3 separate regions of the Homo sapiens genome follow, and all the other regions are linked to region 1. A link is a contact called in ENCODE Hi-C or POLR2A ChIA-PET data. All regions are on one chromosome and are shown on one strand. Each heading gives the region's core, a stretch centred on a gene start or an enhancer-like site at or near the end of the contact. The rest is flanking DNA. Distances are from core to core; before and after follow the strand shown.

Evidence for each region. A loop is a pair of places that touch in the nucleus more often than their neighbours do. ChIA-PET counts read pairs that join two places held with the same protein, here RNA polymerase II (POLR2A). Pooled maps may share reads with other maps.
Region 2: a loop to region 1 is called in a map of ascending aorta, with 16 times the contacts of the local background. The contact joins the promoter of TBC1D14 here to the promoter of MAN2B2 in region 1. A Hi-C loop is called at or near these places in 1 of 168 maps with a recorded cell type or tissue (ascending aorta), 1 of 37 single-sample maps with no recorded cell type and 14 of 50 pooled maps. POLR2A ChIA-PET finds 5 or more read pairs at or near these places in 1 of 52 experiments (OCI-LY7).
Region 3: a map of sigmoid colon shows a loop between it and region 1 (3-fold over the local background). The contact joins the enhancer-like site here to the promoter of MAN2B2 in region 1. A Hi-C loop is called at or near these places in 1 of 168 maps with a recorded cell type or tissue (sigmoid colon), 2 of 37 single-sample maps with no recorded cell type and 12 of 50 pooled maps. POLR2A ChIA-PET finds 5 or more read pairs at or near these places in 2 of 52 experiments (HEK293T and Panc1).

What each region holds. Positions count from the first base shown.
Region 1 is chr4:6,573,482-6,576,944 of GRCh38, reverse strand. MAN2B2 (mannosidase alpha class 2B member 2) reads right to left here and starts at 1,756. Exons shown (of 19, transcript NM_015274.3): 1 at 1,597-1,756; 2 at 221-367. The coding sequence starts at 1,734. It overlaps LOC105374365 (a long non-coding RNA gene), which reads right to left. Exons shown (of 3, transcript XR_925098.3): 2 at 3,338-3,436; 3 at 2,607-2,754. RefSeq lists a silencer at 1,507-1,966 and enhancers at 1,255-2,023, 2,024-2,791, 2,792-3,463.
Region 2 is chr4:6,908,472-6,911,545 of GRCh38, reverse strand. It overlaps TBC1D14 (TBC1 domain family member 14), which reads right to left and starts at 1,720. Exons shown (of 14, transcript NM_020773.3): 1 at 1,595-1,720. RefSeq lists an enhancer at 984-1,053 and a silencer at 1,294-2,353.
Region 3 is chr4:6,990,287-6,993,749 of GRCh38, reverse strand. All of the region lies in intron 3 of TBC1D14 (TBC1 domain family member 14), which reads right to left. Among named protein-coding and RNA genes, the nearest start is that of CFAP184, 51 kb to the left of the region's middle. Within about 2 kb of position 2,074, at least 16 of the 41 ENCODE cell types and tissues checked have a DNase peak (open chromatin) inside an H3K27ac peak, as active enhancers do; they include sigmoid colon, where a contact is called at or near this core.

The DNA of each region.
Region 1 (3,463 bases), core at 507-3,006:
ATAGACAGAAATTCAGGATTAAATTGAAAGCAATCTCTCCCAGGCATGGAACTCACCGTGAACCTTGATCTAAACAAGGCTGTGAATAGCCCGGTGGGGTTTTGGCCCTGTGGTTTATGCCAGCCTGGCCCTGGCCCTGGCTAGAACTGCCCCATTGAGTTTTCCACCTGGGTCTTTGCCAGGATACTGGGCCAACTGTGTCACCTGGTGACCTCATTACCTGGTATTTCTGCTGGTCCGAGGCGACGCCATCCCACCACAGCCGGAAAAACTCCTGCTCCACAGCGATGAACCGGCGCTGCTGGCCGCGGGCCAGCTCTTCCACCACTGAGGTGTAGACATTGGCGGCGTACGCCCGCATGCTTTCCTGGGGAGGGGACAGCATCATGCCAGCCCCGGTCCAACAAGACCAAGTGTCCCTGGGGCCCCTGCCATTCGCCAGGTGTGTCTGCATGGGGTTGGGGGCTCTGCCCTTCCTTCCCTGCTGCTCACCCCCCACACAGCTATTAGGCACTCGCTCCATACCAGGCTCTCCCCACTGGATGGGATCGTGCTCTCCTGGGGGAGAGGGACGGGGAAACAGACACCCTACATGGGCAGAGACAGGTGCCCTCCCAGCCCAGGGGTCAGGGACAGTTTCTCAGAGGGGTGAGCAAGCTGGGCCTTGAGTGTGCAATTTGGGGGGCTGGGCCCTGAGTGTGCCATTGAGGGGCAGCACAGGAAAGTCTTAGGCCTCAGTCGGGGTGTGGTCCAGTGACCCCAAAGGGGCCTGCTGGGGCTGAAATGAGGAAAGCTGGTGCTGAGAGGAAGAGCTCCCCAGGCTGTCCCTGGCGTCTAGGCGTCTGCCTCCCCAAGGCTGGGAGCTCCAAGGACCACAGCTGTAGTGTGTTCCCATCCGAGTCCCGAGGGCCCTGCACACAGGGTGCCCACAGAGTGCTTACATGAATGGAAGGAGCACCGAGCAGGGAGTCAGGAGGCATGAGGGTTATTCCCGAGCGACCTTGGGCAAGGCAGCAACCCTCTCTGGGCCTCGGTTTTCTCCTCTGGAAACTGGCTGTAGTGGGCATGCTTCCCCTACCCTTTACAGATGGGGAAACTGAGGCTTAGGGACCAAAGCCCCTCGCCCAAGGTCCTGAGCAGAACCAGGAGGTGACCACAGGTCCACCTTCACCCCTGTCCTGGGGGGCGGAGGACGCTGAGCTGGCCTCCAATATTCAGCCCCGCAGGGGACCAGCCCGGCCCCTTCCCAGCGGGCACCTGACATCCACCTGCTCTGAAGCCAGCCCCACCCTCTCCTGCTCCAGGCTTCCCTGGAAAATGGGTTACCACTGTCAACCCCCAAGCCCCTCCCCAGCCGGGAATGCAGGGGTCCCTCCAATCTGCACCACCCTCCAGAAGGGGAAATGGGGGTTCAGAGGCAGGAAGTGACTGGCCCGAAGTTAGCGACGCAACCAGTCAATGGCAGCGTGGGGTCCTGAACCCACTGAGCCTCCTTCTGCGCCGGCATCGGGCCCCGGGACGCAAACCCACACTCAGATCCCGCGGGGAGAGGGAAGCTGCAGCCTCAGGGGCGCGCGGGGCGTGGTCGGCACCTACCTGCACAGTGTAGACCCAGCCCACGTCCATGTGGCTGTGGGGCACCACGAAGGCCCGGATGGGGCCGGCGGACTGGACCCCTGGCGGTCGCAGCAACAGGAGCGGTGCCAGCAGCGGCAGCCAGCACAGCTGCCCCATCCCTGCGGCAGGCCGGGAAGGTGCCAGGCCCACTTCCGGGTCCGCGAGGGGCGGGGCGGCCGCGCGGGCGGGGACGCGGCCCATTGGCTGCGGGCGGGGGCGGGGCCCATTGGTTGCCGGCTGGACGCCGACCCCGGGAAGCTCGGGAAGGAGGAGCTGGAGGCGCGGGGCCCTCAGCGGGGCAGGGCGCCTGCTCTTTGCGGTTTAGCTCTCCATCCCCGTCTCCAGCTTTCTGGCCTTCCCTCCCTGTCCATCCTTTCAGCCCCATCTCCCCCAAGCCTGCCAGATCTCCCCCAACCAGAGGAGACCCCTCCTCGCCCAAAGCCCACGCTCTGGTGGTTCCTCTCGGAGCGTGTGCCTCTTCGCAATACCTGCATCCCGCCCTCTGGACTCGGCTCCGGGACTCTGAGGCTACCGTGCAAAATTCGGCTCAGCACGGACCCTGTGAGCTCTGCCACCAGGAACCTTCCCTGATAACCCTTTCCCTCCTCTCCCTGGCGTCGAAACCCCATCTGGGCGGCGCCATGGGGGGCTTGTTATGGGACTGTCTCCTTTTTTTTTTTTTGGACAGGATCTCACTCTGTCTCCCAGGCCGGAGTGCAGTGGCGCGATCAGGGCTCACTGCAGCCTTGACCTCCCGGGCCCAAGTGATCCTCCCACCTCAGCCTCCTGAGTAGCTGGGACCACAGGGGCACACTGCCACACCCAGCTAATTAAAAAAAAAATTTATAGAGATGGGGGCCTCACTATGTTGCCCAGGCTGGTCCCAAACTCCTGAGCTCAAGCGATCCTCCTGCCTCCGCCTCTCAAAGTGCTGGGATTACAGGCATAAACCAGCATGCCTGGCTCAACTGTCTCCATTTTAAGGAGGAGAACTGGCTTTCAGAGACAGTAACTGACTTGTCCAAGATCACGCAGTTAGTGGAGGAGCCAAGAGAAGCTTTCTGGGTTACTGGATGGTGACCTGGGGCGACATAGGTAACCTCGCTGAGCCTCAGTGAAATGGGTCCGATAGAGGAGCTGTGAACAAAGTAAGGATGCACCCAGGCTGAGAGCGTGAGCACAGCACCCCTTGCCTGCACTCAGGGGAGGTGCGGTCACATTGGTGCAGCCTGTTTGGGACTGTTGCCTGGAGTCAGCCCTGTCCACTACTCCCTGCCCAAGAAAGCAAGGGTCTGTGGCTTGGGGTTTACTGTCTGAGAACCACTTGGCTGTGCCCCTGCCTGGCATTTCCTAGCGGAACCAGAGCTGCAGCTCTGAGCAAAAGTGCTGGTCCTCTTGTCCATTATGTAACAAATGGAAACTGAGAACAGGTTCTCCAAGCAGGTCTCCCTCCTCCTTCTGTCCTGTCCACCCCCTGGGGACCCCTGCATCCCCATAGCCTCAGGTCAGATGGTCTGAGCCTGACGTGGACAGTACTCACTAACACATGTCCCCATGACCGGCCAGGCTCACAGCTGGGCTCCACTCTCCAGCCTCTGCAACCAGGTGCGGCCACGTGGCTAAGTGCTAGTCAATGGGATGGGTGGGGGCGGGCACTGTGCTCCTCTTCCAGGCTGGCCCCTAACAACCTCCTGTGGGTGAGCCCTGCTCTCTTACTCACCCACTGCTCCAGTGGAGGGCACTCCGAGGACCTCAGGGAGGTTAGAGCCACCAATGGAGGCTCTGAAGAACCACATGGAACCATGAGGAACCCAAAGAGCTGTGACAAGAGGGAGAAATAAGCTTT
Region 2 (3,074 bases), core at 471-2,970, 330 kb before region 1:
AAGCCCAAGCTGAATGTGAGAGGGTAGGCTGGGGGCAGACGGTGAAAACTCAGTTGCACAAACAGGAATCAGGCCCAGCTCGGTGCAAAGTGCTGGAACAGCGGAGGATACCGAGGTGAGCAGAGCCTGGCCCAGTAGCCTGCCTCAGTTTGAATCCCATCTCTGACTCTCCCCATGTGGGTGGCTCCCAGCCAGTTACTCTGTCTCCCTTAGTACCAGCTGACACCCTTGATGTTTCCCAAAAGGTGTTTTCGCCCAATGACCCTGAGCACCAAGTTCATGCCAGGCTCTCATTAGGACTGGGGATCTCATTAGGATTGCGGAGCCCACAATCTCAAGGGGTCAAACACACAGCAAAGAAGCAGTAAGAGGGTTGGTCGGAGGGGGGAAGCCATACCCAAACTGAGATATGGGTTGGTACTGGCCAGATAAACTGGGCAACAGGAAGTGTTCTAAGACTGCTGTAAGGACTAGCCCGGTCCAGACAAAGCAACCACCAGTTTCCAACAGGCAACCCACCGCTATAAAAGCTAGGCAAGACAGCAACTAGGTGCCAACATCCTACAATACTGGGGACAAGACAGTGAGCATTTTGTCCCCAAGACACCACCACGACTACCCTCCTCATCTAGCCTCAGTGCGTGAAATAACCAAGGTGATGCCCAGGGACCTCCAGTAGGGGCAAAACGCACCGGTGCCTATAAAACCTTCCCAAGCAAAGCTTCCAATTCCACGCTAGAGAAAACGGCGTCCTATGCAACTTTAGGACAGAAACGACTTCACGTGGCCTGGTCAGGCGCGGTCACCCCGGGGCTCGCAGAGGCTGGCTCTGGAGTCCACAGGGTCATTCTCCTATCCTCCTGACCAGCTGTTCCCATCAGGACCGCAACCCACAGCCTAGAGAGACTCCTGGCGGGAGGGAGACCAGGAGTCCCCGGACTTACTCCTCAAGGCAGCTACCCCGGCCCCGAGACAGTCCCCGGGCCAGGGTCTTCGCGGCCCGGTAATGGGAGGCTCCAAGGCGGAGGCAGAGAGATTCCCTAGCCCAGGGACAGACGGTTCGCGTGGGTGGAGGTCCAAGGAGGTCAGGGCTCCGAGATGAAAGGGGGTTTCGCGGGTCAGGGGCTCCAGGGGTAGAGGGGTCAGAGATGAAAGCGGGGTCAGGGGCTCCAAGGAGGAGGGTCCGCTGCCTGGGGACTGAGGGTCCGAGGTGGAAGGGGGCTCCGGGGTCGGGGTCTGGCGCACCGAGGCGCCTCTTCTCAGGCCGGGAGCCTCGCGTCGGAGTAGGAAAACTTTTCGTCAAGTTCCGTAAAGGAGCGGGACACAGCGCGCGCCTCCGCGAGGGCCGCCGAGTCCCGAGAGTCGCCCCCGCCCCGGAGGCCCCGTAACGGCACCCCGGGCGCCACGCACGCGCTGCCCTGGCGTGCAGGAGCCGCGGCCGCGCGGCGAGGGACACCCAGCAGGACCCGCGCCCGGCGACCTGCCTCGCCCCGGCCGCTCCCCGCCTCGGCCGGCGCTGCAGCAGGTGGCGGCCCCGCGCGCCCTGCCCTCCCTCGCGGCCCGCGGCCCGGCCCTCGCGGGAGGCTCTCAGTACCGGAGTTAGCGCGGCTCCGACGCCATCCCCGGGACCCGTGGGCCCGCAGCCCAGGCCCCGCGGGACCGGCAACTCGCGCGACGAGGACGCCGGGCACGCGGTAGGCAGCGGGTCCGACCCGCAGGTGCGCGCGAGCAGCCCGCGGCGAACAGCGGCGCGCACCCTCGCTTCGCCCCGCCCCCTCGCCCGCCCCCTGGGCACGCCCCCACGCACTTGCGCCCCGCCCCCTGCCGGCCCGCGCCCGTTCTTCCGCCCGTGCCGCCGCGTCTGGAGCTCGGCGCTCGCCCGGCTGTCCCTCTTCCGGGGGCCGCCCGCCGCGGGCCTCCGGAGCGGCGTCGCCGGCCCTTTTTTTTTGCCGGAGAACCAACCGGAGTGGCGAGGAGCTGCCTTGAGCGGGCCTTTGTGCCCGCAGGGCCCCCACGGACATCCGACAGGGGGCCCCTTACCTGGTCGGCTCCACCCGCAGCCATCTTGGAAGTGGGAAGCGGCCGGGAGGGGGAAGGGGCTCGAGCGGGCAGGGCTCAGGCGTAGGGAGCCGAGCGGCGGAGCGCATCGATGGGGCTCCCCTGCCCCGGCCGGTGTGCGGGAGACGGCCCGGGCCCCGCCGCGGAAGGGAAGCTTTGCGTGACACCGGAGCTCAGGCCCCGCCGCGGTGGTCTTGGGAGCGGCGCCGTGGCGTCCTCCCAGCCAGCCTCAGTCTCTTAATCTATAAAGGGCTTTTCCGAACGTTCTCTCTTATCGCGCTGTGACACGGTGCCTGGCGCTGTAGTTCCCAAACTGGTCTGCACTTTAGTATTGCCTGCGGAGCTTTTAATATTCTGAAGCCCAGGCCGATTAAGTCACAGTCTCTGAAGATGAGATGGAAGCATCATCAGTTTGGGAAGCTGTGTAATGTGCACGCGGGTTTGGAAGCCACTGGCCTGGCGTTATCTGCATATTTGGCCTCAACATTGCACAAACTCCAGAGACGGGATCTATGATCAGAGCCATTGTACAAAGCGGGAAACGGGCTCAGAGATGAAGCCCTCCGCCCAAGGACCCGGGTGGGTCAGTAGCTGAGAGGGGCAGAAGCCAGGTTCCCTGCCCCAGAGCCCTCCATGAGCTGGTAGAGAGTATGTGAGGAGCCCCTGTTGACGGGCAGTGGGTCTCCATTCCCCTTCTAGGCTGTGGGTTCCATGAGGAAAGCCGGGCTTATCTTGTTTACTGCTATTTTCCCTGGGCCTGGCAAATAGTTGGTATTTGACGTTATTGGGTTGTCGTTAGACTCTGGGGACTTGAGGGCAAGAGGAGAGACCCAGCGCTGGGAGCCAGAAGTCCTGGATTTCCACTTGGCTTTGGCTCCTGCCAACCAGGAGCCCTGAGGGTTGTCACTGGCAGATAAATTACCAGAGAGGAAACCCGGGAGAGACTGACTGCAGCCCAATCTAAGGGAAGACTCAGCCACTCAGAAAGGTCAGGGGCAGGAGGAGTTTCCGCATTA
Region 3 (3,463 bases), core at 825-3,324, 420 kb before region 1:
GCGTGAGCCACTGTGCCCAGCCTAAAGGGGTCTTAGAGTTCCAAAGCTGAGACCATTGCTTTATGATATGACTGCACGCTTCCCTCGTTGGTGGGGAAATAACAAAGGATCTCATTATCAAAGCAGCCCCTTTGAGGAGGGCCCTCAAACGCTGCCTCAGGTCTACTGTCTCCTGGGTAACAGGCATGTTTTCTCTCTTCTGGACACTGTAAATTTTAACTGATTATTATCACGGCCACTGGGAAGCTGCCACTGCAAATTGTTATGTAAATAGTTTTGCCATGCCCTGGAAATCTAAGAGCAGCCTCCACATCACTGGGTCACCGATTCACCCGTGCACTGCAACCACAAGAGCTCATTCACACCCGGTGACCCACATTCCAAACGCCCAGCTGGAAGAACTCAGGAGAGCCAAACAGGTTGGTGCTTCTGAAATAATGTGTAGGTACTTCGCTCTGTGCAAAATCAAAAAACACAATCATTTAAGATGATTATAGATAATTAAGGAAATATTACAGACAAGGCTCTCAGGAATGCCCCTGAAGGGAAGATAATCTCATTGAGAAGATAGGACAAAGAAGGTAGTGTTAACCTAAGATTTCATGTTTGTCATGAGGTGGTGAGAAATTGCTAAATGAATTTCAGGGAAACTAGCTGTCAAGAGGCGTGTTACTGGTGAAATTATGCGGCAAGCAATTATTCTCTTAGCCAGAAAGGCCTCTAAAAAGTATAAAGAAATAGATTATTTCCTCAAAATACACAGGCTATGAGAAGGACGTGCACCAAGAAGCAGTTGGGTGGGGCAGTTTCTGTACACCTGGATGTATATGGTCACATGTCTTAACACTGTTTACTGTGGCTTAACATGGTTTCATTACAATTCTAAAATTACTTCCACTTACCAAAAACTGAAAACACGGACTCATTCCTTGCTGGATTCAAGCATCTGAACATCTACACTGTATGGGGTACACAGCCGTGACCTAAGACGGCACTAGCCCTCATGAAGCTTCAAGTCTAGCACCTGAATGTCAAAGTCTCCAATTTCATAGGAAATCAAACAAAAGCTGTGTGTTGAGAAAGATTCTGAGGCATGCTGCATTTTAACAAGAATTAGTAACACATACCCCATGAGGTGCTACTTATCTGCTGAGCCTGGTCTGGTGAACTGTATGCCAAGGCCAGAATGCTGGGCCCAAAATCAGCCATGGCAGGATGTGGATGCCCATTTCCATCGGCTTTTGTGTGCTCTGTGCATGTGGACTCACTTTGTCTTCACAGCAATCTGCTTGGCAAGTGTTACCCATTTTAAAGACAGGGTAACTGAGGCTCAAAGTGAAGTGACTTGCCTGAAGCATACAGCCAGCAAGGCTGGGCCTGCCGCCCTGAGCCGGCCCAATATCATCTGTGAATACACTCAAACCCACAGGTGTGCAGTTTTAGAGGGGAAAGCCCGAGTCCTACACGGCTTAGGTGTGGCCTCTGCAGCCAGATAGCTCTGGGAGCAAATTCAGATCCACCAACCACCAGCTGTGACCTCGGGCAAGGTACTCACTTCAAATCCCTAAGCCTTCTTTCCACATCTGCAAAATGGGAAACCCCGCCTGCCTCACCCTGAGTGGGCTGCTGGAAGGAATGAGGTGATGTCACAGCCTCTGGTGCACAGGGAGTGCTGGAGAAGGGCAGCCCTTGTTGGTCTGCGCCACTAGCTTTCTCTCCCCTCAGACCTGAAACCACGGGAAAGGCAGAAAACCATGCTCTAGTGCCAAACAACAATCTAGGAGCCCTGCCAAGTTGCCAACAGCACAGATACAAAAAGTAGGAGTAAAAGGAAGTAAAAGCCTTGAGTCATGACCAGAAACATCAGATCGCTTCAGTCAGAGCTTCTTACTATTACCAACAGCAACAAACAGTGGCGGCGGCTGACGCTAACAAGCCCAGCACCTCTGAGTGCTTTACGCGTGCACACTGGGTTAACTCCATCTCCTCCACACCAGCCCCCCGAAGGGGCTGCTCCACCCTAGACCATGCTGGGTTAACTCCATTTCCTCCACACCAGCCCCCCGAAGGGGCTGCCCCATCCCAGACCACGCCAACAAGACAGCTGCACAAGGACACGCTGTACCTCACCAGCGCAAAGCTGTGGCTGTGGTCAGATGGCCCAACGAAGGTTCAAGAAAAAAAAGCAGGGATGCAGGCTACCTGAGGCAGGCATGGTTTCCTGCCTCTTCCAGTGGTTTCAGGTCTGAGGGGGAGAAAAAGCAAGTGCCACAGACCAACAAGGGCTGCTGTTTCTCCAGCACTCCCTGTGCACCAAACACACACGGGGACCCAGAGGTGTCCGTGACTTACCCGGCGGGCAAGTGGGGAAGCTGGGTCACAGGCCACGCGCTGGGGTTCCGCAGCCACACTCCTCATCACAGAATTCATGCAAGCCTCTGGCAGACATGCATCAGAAGTAATCCATCATTCAGATTCAGTCTCAGTAGTTTTCACAACCGTGACCGAAACCTCAAATACTGAACTAAGTGCACAGATCAGCAGAGACGCAGGGTCAAATGCTTGTTTTAATCACAGACCAAGGCATGATTAAAATAATAAAGTAACACAGGTGGCCTAGCCTGCTCATACTTGAAATCCCAGGCAAAGCCCTTTCCAAAACCTTAGGCACCCTTTCAGAAGAGAAATGGTGTTGGAAATGGTGACAGGTCCTGCTCTAGACCCGGTTCTCCCAGGGCAACCTGGAGGTGACAACAGTAAGCTCACTGTCCAGGCCAGACAAACCAACTTTAGAAAGAAGAAAGAGGACTGTTCACTCCCAGGATCCCGGAGGGAAGAAACAGCACTGGAGAAAGAACACTCAGTTGTGGATTATCAGCGCTAAGGTCGGGCTAGCAAGGGATAAGGCTCTGGAAGTAAAACCAGAGTTCTAGGTCCTGGCTTGGGTGAGTCGTCTTGTCTCTCAGTCTGTTCTCAGCTATAAAACAGTAGCAACTGTACAGACCACTGTGGCGGTCAAGAGATAAGATATGTAAAATGGCTGGGCACTCACTCCCTCAAGTGCCAAGCCCTTTCTGTGTGCCAGGCAAGTACTGGTGCGGTCCACTTCAGTCCAACTCATCATTCCCAAGTTCCATCTCTGCATGGGACCAAATTTTGAAGTCTCTTGGTTTAAACCAAGCATCGATGCCCGTCTTGCTGTGCTCGTCAAAATCCCTGCAGACTAACAGGTAAAATAAACTGCCCACTTAAGTGACAGCTGCCACCCTGGACAACCCTAAAGGGAATTTATTTATTTATTTTTGAGGAGTCTCGTTCTGTCACCCAGGCTGAAGTGCAGTGGTGCAACCTTGGCTCACTGCAACCTCTGCCTCCCGGGTTCAAGCGATTCTCCTGCCTCAGCCTCCCAAGTAGCTGGGATTACAAGCGCGTGCCACCAGGCCCAGCTAATTTTTGTATTTTT